Regions from separate parts of the Homo sapiens genome. Here region 1 is linked to region 2. A link is a loop called in an ENCODE intact Hi-C map of the cell type or tissue named here. Cell type or tissue: CD14-positive monocyte. All regions are shown on one strand. Links, peaks and the distances in the headings refer to the core of each region. The heading gives the core; the rest is flanking DNA. Region 1 overlaps INSIG1-DT (INSIG1 divergent transcript). Region 2 overlaps BLACE (B cell acute lymphoblastic leukemia expressed).

Region 1 (5,367 bases), core at 251-5,250, 66 kb after region 2:
TTTTTCCAAAGCAGCTGCATGATTTTAAACCTCCATCAGCAGGGTATGAGGGTTCTGATTTCTCCACATCTTTGCCAACACTTGTTATTCCTTGAGTTTTTGATTCTAGCCATCTCAGTGGATGTGAAGTGGTATGTCATCGTTTTCAAAAGCAGAATAGTGTTTGTCTATGAAGGGAAGTGCCTTAGCTTACTTGCCATGAAAGCACAATCCCCCAAGAGTGAGGGAAAGAGGTGAGTGAAGCAGTGAAGGAGAAGCTATGGTGAGGGTCACCTCACTGAGCCGACCATGGCTGTTGCGTGACATGTGGTTGCTAGTCACACAGGGTACCTTCTGTACAGGCTGTGGAGACCCACCATGCCTTGCAAGAACAGTCCTTTGGGGGAAAAGAAAGAAAAGAAATGCATCTGGTAGCTCTCTATCTTCCGTCTCTTACTGGCCCCAGTTTACCCCTCCTTCATTAACTCTTTCAGTTTTCCTGATTCTAATACAGTCATACACTGCACGATGACATTTCCATCAGTGATAGGCTGCATATACGATGGTGGGCCCATGTAATGCCATATGTTTACTGCACCTCTTCTACGTTTAGATATGTGTAGATGCACACATCCTCGCCATTGGGTTCCACTTGCCCACAGTATGCAGTACAGTCACATGCTGCACAGGTGTACGAGGAATGCCCTCCAGCCTAGGTGTGTAGTGGGCTCTACTGTCTCAATTTATGTAAATGCACTCAATGGTGTCTGCATGAAAAATCTCCTAACAATGCATTTCTCAGAATACATGCTCGTTGTTACGCGACACATGACTATACTCAGCCCCACGCTGCGGCTGATGGGACAACCAGATTCCACAGCCAACAGTGGACTCATCCTCAGAGCCCCAAGTGGTAAGAAGACCCCAGAGCTGCTTCTGCAAGTCAAGTTGGTCAGACTGTCCATGCCTATATTGATCACTGGAAAGGGGAGTAGAACAGTTATGATTGGCAGAGAGATGACCCTCCAATGTGAAGAGCTGTTGGTGAATCCATCGCAGAGACCACTGCAGATGGTGACTCTGCATTGGAGTGGAGGGTGGGCCAAGGCAGACTGTGTAGGATGAGAAGTCAGTGTGCCTCGTACAGCCCTGAGGCTGGAGCAGAGGAAAGGGGCTGCCAGGGGCAGTGGCAGAAGGTCCAGTAAGATAGGAAGAAAGTGTGCGACCAAGAAATCCGGGGGGGGGATGTTCTGGAAAGGAGAAAGTGGCAGCCATGGCATGCAAGACAGAGACCAATCATGTCTGGGGGTCCTGTGATGTGGTCAGCAGGAAGCTCGGTGTGAGTGGCCTGAGTCACGGGGGAAGCTGCGCTTCCATGAGATAAGGAGACAAGGAAAATGAGGCTGCCAGTGAAGATCCCTCTGGAAGGGGTCTGGCTGTGAGAAGGAGGGGAGAGATGATGGAAGCTGGAGGAGAGAGTGATGGGGAAAGAGTTTAGTTTGTCTGTCTGTTTGTTTGTTTATTTTGAGACAGAGTCTTGCTCTGTCAGCCAGGCTGGAGTGCAGTGGCTCGATCTCAGCTCATGCAACCTCCACCTCCCTGGTTCAAGGGATTCTCCCTCCTTAGCCTCCCACTCAGGATTACAGGCACCTGCCACCACACCCGGTTAAGTTTTGTATTTTTGTAGAGACAGGGTTTCACCATGTTGGCCAGGCTGGTCTTGAACCCCTGACCTCAGGTGATCTGCCCGCCCAAAGTGTTGGGATTACAGGCATGAGCCACGGCGCCCAGCCTGTTTTGTTTTAAAAAATGAGAGACGTGAACAAATATAAACGCTGATGGACCCAGTAGAAAGATTGAAGAAGAAGGGCAGGGCGTGGTGTCTCACGCCTGTAATCCCAGCACTTTGGGAAGCTGAGGCAGGTGGATCACGAAGTCAGGAGTTCGAGACCAGCCTGACCAACATGGTGAAACCCCGTCTGTATTAAAAATACAAAAATTAGCCAGGCGTGGTGGCACATGCCTGTAATCCCAGCTACTCGGGAGGCTGAGGCAGGAGAATCGCTTGAACCCAGGAGGTGGAGGTTGCAGTGAGCCGAGATTGCTCCATTGCCCTCCAGCGTGGGTGACAAGAGTGAGACTCTGTCTCAAAAATAATAATAATAAAATAAAGAAAGACTGAAGAAGAGGGAGTGAGAGCAGGCAGTGGAGAGTGAGGTCCCTGAGGAGAAGATTAGAGGAGGAGATTGGTGTCTAGGACCAATCCTAGTGGGGATTCCTGGGCAGGCACACCCTCTACTGAGGAAGTAGGTGGGAGAGATGGGGGCGGTGTGGTGGGGTCGCCTTCCCCTCAGGAAGTTTCTGTCATTTCTGAAGAAGGAGGAGAGCTCCTGAGTTAAGAGGGAGACAGGAGCGATTGGAAACTGGGAGTGTAAACCCTTTGGTGTGGAGTGCCTGGTGGAGGTTTGTGATGGCGACTTCACAGGGCCCAATCTGCAGGGTGGCGTGGGAGTTCTTCTCTACGACACTCCAGGCTGGGTAGCAATGGCAGAGCATTCGAGGGGCCTCTAGAATTGGTTTTTTCCTGGTGGTGCCAAGGAGGGGCAATGGAGCAGTGGAGGGCAGGTTAGCGGCAGGCGGCTGGTGGCGTCATGGAACCTGGGTCAGGTGAAATGGAGGTGAAAGGAGTATGCCGGGAGGAAGAGGGCCCCACAGAGGGAAGGGTCAGTGTGTAGAGGCTTGCCCTATGTGAACACTGGGTATTGGCCCTACAAGGGTAGCAATATTCATTGATTAATGCAACCCAAGCTCCCACAGATTCATTACTGGATGGGTGATCTGAAGGCGAGAGCCTGGGCAGGAGGAGGCTGTGTGGGCACATGGCGTCAGGGGAGAGCCACTGCAGAGGGTGGCAGTCCCCACGATGAGCCTGGGATTGGGTGGCTGGAGTGGTGTGGAGTGAGTCACCAGGGCCAAGGAGGTCAGGGAACCCAGAGGCGAGGCCTTGGATGAGTCATGCTTGAGTGGGACGAAGTCCTCAGCACAATGACAGGTTTGGGATATGGAGACAGACTGTGTGTCAGGTGTCTGAGTCCCTGGGGAGTGAAGGCAGCAGATAGCAGTGGCAGAGGGGGTGCACTGGGTGGGATGGTGTGCCCCCAAATTCATGTCCTTCTGGGAACCTCAGAATGTGACCTTATTTGGAAATCGAGTCTTTGGAGATGTAATGAGTTAAGATGAGTTCCCACTGGAGTAGGGTGGGCCCAAATCCAACATGACTGTTTCCTCCTAAGAAGAGGAGGTGAGACCCAGAGACAGACATGCAGGAGAAGCCGTGTGAGGACGGAGGCGGACATGCGCCATGGTTTGCTGGGAGCCACCAGAGGCCGGAAGGAGTAAGGAAGGATTGTCCCGTAGGGCTCTCACAGGGAGCAGGGCCTGGAAACACCTTGCTTTCAGCCTTCTGTCCTCCGGGACTGGGAGGGATGTGGAGCATGGAGCAGGAAGGAGTGAGGGGCGGAGGGGCCAGGGGCTTGCCACCTGTGTGGTCATGTCAGGCCTTGGCCCCACGGTCGGTGGCTACCACCCAAAATATAGACACACCATATAATCTGTGTTACTCAATTTCACGGCACCTGAAAGATGAGTGTTCTCTCTATCTGGTGAAGAACGTGAAGAAATGGAGTCCTGAAGCAAGCAATGTGCTCAAAGCTGTGACAATGCTGAGGGGCAGAGCAGGGGTTCAGATCCAGCCTCCCTGAGTCCATAGCTGGGCTCCCCGCACCCCCATTGCTCTCACCCCTGGAGTTCCTGCTGTGCCCCAGGCACTGTGCTAGAGATACACAAGGGCTCTTGCTGCATGGTCCTGGAGCTGCTCACAAACTAATGGGGGAGAAGGACCTAGGAGGAGGCTCCCGGCACTGCTGTGACAAATGACCACAAACACGGTGGCCCTGCACAGCACGCATGTGTCATCTCAGAGCTCTGGGGGTTGGGTGCCTGAACTGGGTTTCGCTGCAGTAAGATCAAGGCGCTGGCAGGCTGGGTTCCTTCTGGAGACTCCAGGGGGTCTGTTCCCTCGCCCTTCCCAGCACCCAGAGGCTGCCTGCCTTCCCTGCTCATGGCCCTGTCGTGGTATCACTCTGGCCTCCTGCTCACTTCGAAGGGCCTGGAGTTAGGTGGGACTTGCCTGAATAACCCAGGTAGTATGAGCTGAGTGTCTGTGTCCTCCCAAATTCATACGTTGAAAGCCGCACCCCAAGGCAATGGTGCCAGGAGGTGGGGCCTTTGGGAGGTGCTGAGGTCATGAGGGTGGAGCCATTGTGAATGGGGTCGGGGCCCTGAAGAGAGAGCCCCAGAGAGCTCCCTGGCCCCTTCACCATGTGAGGATGCAGGAGAAGGCGCCATCTCTGAACTAGAAAGTGGCCCTCGCCAGACACTGTCTCCCAGTGCCCTGAGCTTGGACTTCCAGCCTCCGGCACTGTGAGAAATGAATATCTGCTGTTTATAAGCCCAGTCGCTGGTACTTTGTTAGAGCTCCCCGCATGGGCTTAGACACCAGCAGAATCTCCTCATCCCAGGATCTTTAATCGAGTTTGCAAAGTCCCCTCACCATGTAACATCACACATTCACGAATTCCAGGGATTAGACTGTGGACTTTTGGGAGCGGACTGATATTCTGCCTACCACAGACATGAAAACATCATTTCGATGCATTTTGGTGATTTTTATCATAGAAATTCATAGACAGGCGGTGCTATGGAAACACAGAAGAGGGACAATTAGAAAATGCCTCTCAGGAGATGTGACATTTGAGCTCAGTCTCGAAAGATGAATTTGTCACCCAGAGAAGGAGCAAAGCCATTCCAGCAGAGGAACAACTTGCGCAGAGGCGTGAGGCCCTCGGGGGATTCTGAGCACGTGGGAGACAGAGTGGAGAAGTCAGCTGGGCTGAAGCCTGGGGACAGGCTAAGCAGCTTAGCCTTTGTCCCGGGAGCTGGTGTGGCTAAGTCTTTTTTGATCATCTGTTTCAGTTGGCTGATGTTTACCTTGTTCTCCCCAATACATATATCAATGTATTTACTACATATATATATATATATAGCTGTCCTCATATCTTATATGCACTACATGATATATTATAAATAGATATTTAATTACAGAGCCTCTTGAATTTTAGCCGAACCAGCTAAAGACTGGGCACCAGCTAGACTGAACTTCTCAGCGGTTGGTGTGGCCATGAGCCTAAATTTGGGCCAGTGGGCAGTGGGCAGGTGGGTTGTTTGCAACTCCCAGTCACTCTCTGAAGATGAAGGCGCTTCCCTGGACTCCCTCTTGATCTCTGTTTTTTCCTCCAGCAGGGAGTGTGGGTGTGGCAGCAACCCAGC
Region 2 (5,367 bases), core at 131-5,130:
GCAGAGGGGAGGCTGGAGCCAAGGACCCCCGGGATTGCCGGCCACACCAGAACTGGGCCAGGTGCAGGGCGATCCTCCCTGCAGACTTCAGAGGGGGTGAGGCCCTGACACCCTCATCTAGGACTTCCAGCCTCTAGAGCTGAGAGGGAAGGAATGTCCACTGTTAAAGGTGCCCAGTCTGTGGGACGTCATTCTGGTGGCCACAGGAGACTCATACAGCGCTTGGAGGAGGGGGTCAGTGGACAGCCAGAAGGGCAGCAAGGCCAGCAGCTCCAGAGCTGCCACCTCCGCTGTGGCATCACTTTGCTTATTTTGGTGCCCGTGTGTCCTCACCTGTCTGCCCTGAGGGGGGGGAAGTGCAAAGCCCAGGGATGGGGGGAAGTGAGTGAGGATGCTGCAGCCTGCCCTGCTTTTCCTTCCAGCCACTCCCCAGCCCCAGCCCCCACCTAAAAATACCTCCCCGGGCCTGCCTTGGTGTTTTGAGAATGTCGTGCCCATGTGGCACGGTCAAGTCATGTGGCCACAGGAGGGGATGAGGAGGAAGTTTAGTGCACTCTGGGCCATGGTGGGGGGTGCCAGGGCGGTCAGGAGGCAGCAGACAAGAGCAAGGGGAGTGCCTGGGCAGGAGTGGGGCTTCCGTGAAAAAGGAAGGGCAGGGAGGTGTATGCTTTAGGACTGGCCAGTTGGAATCATCTCAGCAGGTTTGGCTGTGGGTGGGGGTGGTCCCTAGTCACCCAGGACCTGGCGCTGTGATGGTCAGGGCAGGGGAATATCGCCCGGGGAGTTTAGGGCCAGAGAGAGGAGGTATGCTGGCTAGTTTGCGTATGAAAGGCATGCTCTGAGCCCTCGCTGTATCAGAATTGGCCAGCCCCTGGAGGGGCAGGCTCTCCCCAGCCAGAAAGCTTTTCTAAGATGTCAAAACATAATACACAGAAAATTTAGAAAATATATACAATACACACAGGTATTACTCTCACGGAGACCTGCAGTGGGCGGGGCTGCAGAGCCAGAGCTCGGGGTCACCTGTGCCCCCTGAGTCCCCGGCATCTCAGTGGTGACTTTGGCCAGCACAACGTGGGCTGTGGAGCTGCAGAGCTCTGCCTCTCCGTGGGGCGGGCGTGCAGGCTGGTTCCGAGGGCAGCGCAGGGGCTGGGGCAGGAGCCCGGCCTGTGATGATGGGGGGCTTCAGTTTTGTCTGCAGAGCTCTGCTTGCAGGTGCCCGCAGTGCAGAGACCACAGGGGTCCCCGCGCCGCCGGATGCCCGAGGATGTGAGACTGTGCACCATCTGCCCGCTGCCCGCTGCCACGTCCGTGTGCTCGGGGCAGGGAAGAGCTCAAGCCAGTGACCTTGAAAGAGGGAACACAGCTGAGAAACGTGTCAGATGCCCTTCCGGGCTGGCGGCGCTGGCTGCACATCTGTCTGGAGTGCGTGGATGCCAGAAGTCACTGTCCATGGGGTGACAGCGCAGCCTGGAGCTGATGAGAGGCTGGGTGCGCGCTGCACGTCTCCAGCAGGTCCCCACAGCAGGCTCTGCTGCAGGCATCTGGGCGGAACTGAGACTGGACAGACCGAGGCTGCCAGCAGAGGGAGGGGCAGGAGGCCTGTCCCAGGGAGGCACAGAGGGGGTGCGGCAGGGCCTCCCCCAGCCTCTCCCTCGCCTGGCACCCCCACCTTCCCTCCTTTCCTCGTGATCGCCTTCCCTTCCCTTTCCTTTCTTCTTCCCTTCAGAAGGAGGAGCTGTGGGCAGAGGGACTTTGGAAAGCATGGCGTTACTTACCTTTCACACCTCTCAGGGCTTACGCCATCCTCCTGCGAATGATGAAAGACATCATCCCTGCCTCCAGCTGGGCCTCGGAAGAGAGCACTGATTTACAGAACGGGAGCTTTCCCCTTAGCGTGGCCCCCAGGTCAGAGTTTCCCAGACGGAGGGCCTTGGAAGATTGGCTTCTCTCGGTGTTTCTGGCAGACCAGGCAGAAAGTGAGGGGCAGCTCGTGTTGGAAAGAGTTCGGGACACGCCGCCACCCGTGACCTCTCCTAGAGGTGACGGCATATGTGTGAGCAGAGGGAAGGCTCCGAGCAGCCCCGGAGGAAGTACACATGCGTGGCTTTATCTAACCAGACATTTCCCTTGGAGTCCTTTCCCCCACGGAGGGTGGACTGACACCTCAGAACCCTGTGTTCTGGAGACCCTGGGGGGATCCTCCCTGGCAGCCCTGCGGGGAAACAGTCTCTGGGTGCAGAGCAGCGGTGCCTGTGCTTTTTGTGTTTATGAGTCACTCATCGAGCAGTCTTTGCCCAATGAAAGGTTTGAGGAGCTGTTACTTGGGCCAAGTCCTGGGGAAGTGATGAAATAGAGACGGTTTGTCTTCAGTGCTGGCAACCTCCCCTTTTTAGTCACTTCTTTCCTGTCTCCAGAGAGGGTTTCCTCTCTGGTCATCCACTTGCTCAGGCATCAGTGTTCTGATTCTGCCCAAACTTTCCTCTCTTTTAAATTATCCTTCATGGCTAGGATGGGAGTACTTGTTTATACTAATGTGTAAATGACTAACCAGCTAATATTGCTTATATTCTGTGTGGGCAGGAGGCTTTGCATAGGCCTCTCACATGTCCCGAGGTTTGCCTTTAGGCAGAGGACCGTCTCCTCTGACAGCGTTAACTTAATGCACCTGCTACGCTTAATGAATACTTAGGCTTGATGAATACGCAGATGCGCCAGATCAGTTCTGGGTAAAGGACAAACACCGTGAGCAGGACAGGTGGGGTCTGGAGGGGGAGGCAGATGCACCAAGGCAAGGGGAAATACCTAAAGACTGTTAGTGTCAGCACAGCGTCGCTTCAGGCCGAGTAAGCAATGCCCATCCAGAAAGTGGCAGATGGTGGCGTGTGGAGCAAGACATGGAGAGAGAAGATGAAAGATGCTCAGATCGGGGCTCGGCAAACTTTCTCTACAAAGGCCAGATGACAAATAAAGGAACGGTGGCTGTGTGGGCCACCCAGGGCCTGCCTGAATCATTGTCTTTGTTTTCTGACAACCCTTCAGGGATGTAGGCACCACAGTCGGCTTGCCTGGGGCCGCCTTTGGCCCAGCTCCCTGGCTAGACGATGGAATTTTGCCCACTGGAGGGCACTGTTTTTAGAGAAAGTTCCTGGTTTCCTTCAAAGGAATTAAAACACAAATGTAAAACGTATTGGTGGACGTCCAGGCAGGAGAAGGAGGCAAGTTCCTGTTGGCAGCTGTGGTGGTGAGTGTCACCTTGTCATGCTTATAAGCTAATATTGCTTATATTCTGTGTGGGCAGGAGGCTTTGCATAGACATCTCACATGTCCTGAGGTCTGTCTTTAGGCAGAGGACTGTCTCCTCTGACAGCGTTAACTCAATGTACCTGCTACGCTATTGATAGTATAAATAGTAGATACACTATTTATAGTGTTTAACACCTATAACCAATTGCCTTTCAGTAAACAGATGGCCCTCCACAGCGTGGGTGGGCCTCACCCAATCAGCTGAAGGTCTAAAGGCAAAGACTGAGGTCTCCCTAGGGAGGAGGAATTCTGTCTCAAGCTGATAATGTAGGAACCCAGCCAGAGTTCCCCACTGGCTACCCAGCAGAACGCGGGCTCAGGACCTCAGCATCAACTCTTACCTGAATCTCAGCCGGCAAGACTGTTCAACAGATTTCAGTCCCGCCAGTCCCCACAATCAGTGAGTGAATTTTTGTTAAAATAAATATCTCTCTTCCTCTTGACAAAGATACAGACATATAGATGTGTGCACGTTTGTGTGCACACACACACACACACACACACACACCCTATTAGCTTTGCTTCCCTGCAGAACCCTGCCTAACAGGCAGCTTAGACAACAGCTGTTAGTCCAAATGATGTATTGTAAATCATATGGGGGTGTTGAACCTGCACACCGCAGGCAGGAGAGTCCGGGGCTGCTGGGCAAAGCAGTGTGGCAGGGGCTGGAGCCAGGACCAGCCTTGCCCCTCACGGCCACGGAAGGTTGTGCAGCCTGGCTGAGGGGCACTGCCTCCTGCAATTCAGGGACCAGGTGCCTCAGCCTGTCAGGAGGAGGGGCAAGGGGAATGCTACAAGAAACGCTCCTTTCCCCTCCGCCGTCCTGGTGGTCTAGAAGGTGGATCCCTGACCCCAAATACTAGGCCCATCATATGTTGTTCAAAGGCTTTGAACCCAGATTCAAGTTCAGCTATCCCTGAGCAGGTCCCGTCCTGTCCTTTGAAGTCAGCTTTTCTTTTCTCAAGTATGTTCTACTGTAGAACCGAGAAAAGGGTGCAGGCCCAGGGTTTGTGTTCAGTGTGGCAGAGACGGCAGGTGTCCCTTTAGTCAGGGAACTACATGTTAGGGGCACACATTGCCATCTCCTCTGCAGTTAGGTGAGGTCTAAGGGCTACACTTTGGAGAGTGGATGGTAAGTGGATGGAATCTGCTCTTGTTCCACTGTCCTGTGGACTGGCGGTGGCCGTCTCCACCGGGGGCAGCCTTGGGGACAGACCCCCAGTCACGCAACCTCGACTTTTACTTGAGAGACAAGTCCCAGCCTTTCTGCCCTCTGGGGGGCTCGCCTGGGGGTGCCCTGCCTGGCTCGCCAGCCCCTCCCATCTTCTGCATCTGCTGGCACCTCGGTGGGGATTCTGTGTTGGCTGAATAGTGAAATGGGACCTGAAGCAGGGCACACTTGCTGGGTACCCTTGGGAAGGCGGGATCGATGGGGCAGGGCCAGGGCTCAGGCATGTGATGTCACGCCTCCCAGGTGCCCCCACTATTCCTTTTGTCCATCATCATCATCATCATCTTCGTCTTGGGCTTCTGTGACCCTGGTGAGCTCCCTGCCCCATGTCCCTGCCTTCCCAGCAGGAGACAGGGGCTGGGCAGCACCAGAAACACACAAGCCCTGGGATTCCCAACCTTCTGTCCTGCCCTCGGGCTCCATGCCCACAGCCTGAGCGTGACAGGATGTGTCTGACAGCATGAAGGGATAGTGTGCCTGTGTGTGCAAGTATGTGCACGTCATGTGTGTGCAAGTGTATCACATATGTGCGTGTGTGCATGTGAATGTGTGTGTCGTGTGCGTGTGTGCCTGCATGGCATATTGGTGCATGCAAGTGTGTGCATGTCTTATGTGTGTGCAAGTCTGTGTCATGTATGTGCATGTGTGTGCACGTGCGTGTGTGCATGCCGTGTGTGCGTGCAGGTGAGTGTGTGTGCACGTGTGTGTGCATGCTGTGTGTGTGCGAGTGAGTGTGTGTGAGTGTGTGCATGCCATGGGTGTGTGCAGGTGAGTGTGTGTGCACGCAAGTGTGTGTGCATGCCGTGTTGTGCATGCCGTGTGTGTGCGAG

Evidence for each region. Hi-C counts contacts between places; a loop is a spot of excess contacts. Peaks named below come from ENCODE experiments on the same cell type or tissue, not always from the same donor. Only the 100,000 strongest peaks of a DNase experiment are listed, where the experiment ranks them.
Region 1: a loop joins it to region 2, with 2.9 times the contacts of the local background. A loop is called at or near these places in 28 of 110 quality-filtered maps.

Annotation. Positions count from the first base shown.
Region 1 is chr7:155,288,838-155,294,204 of GRCh38, reverse strand. INSIG1-DT (INSIG1 divergent transcript) reads left to right here. Exons shown (of 2, transcript NR_183448.1): 2 at 5,341-5,367. Among named protein-coding and RNA genes, the nearest start is that of INSIG1, 6.4 kb to the left of the region's middle. RefSeq lists a cis regulatory region at 2,651-3,250. In CD14-positive monocyte, for the core only: no CTCF peak of the experiment used is centred there; a DNase peak (open chromatin) is centred at 2,954; H3K27ac peaks cover 458 bases.
Region 2 is chr7:155,354,629-155,359,995 of GRCh38, reverse strand. BLACE (B cell acute lymphoblastic leukemia expressed) reads left to right here. Exons shown (of 6, transcript NR_103545.1): 5 at 1-96; 6 at 1,216-3,008. Among named protein-coding and RNA genes, the nearest start is that of BLACE, 11 kb to the left of the region's middle. In CD14-positive monocyte, for the core only: CTCF peaks have their summits at 2,887 and 3,088 (motif pointing right); DNase peaks (open chromatin) are centred at 1,485, 2,315 and 3,105; H3K4me3 peaks cover 1,874 bases; H3K27ac peaks cover 2,566 bases.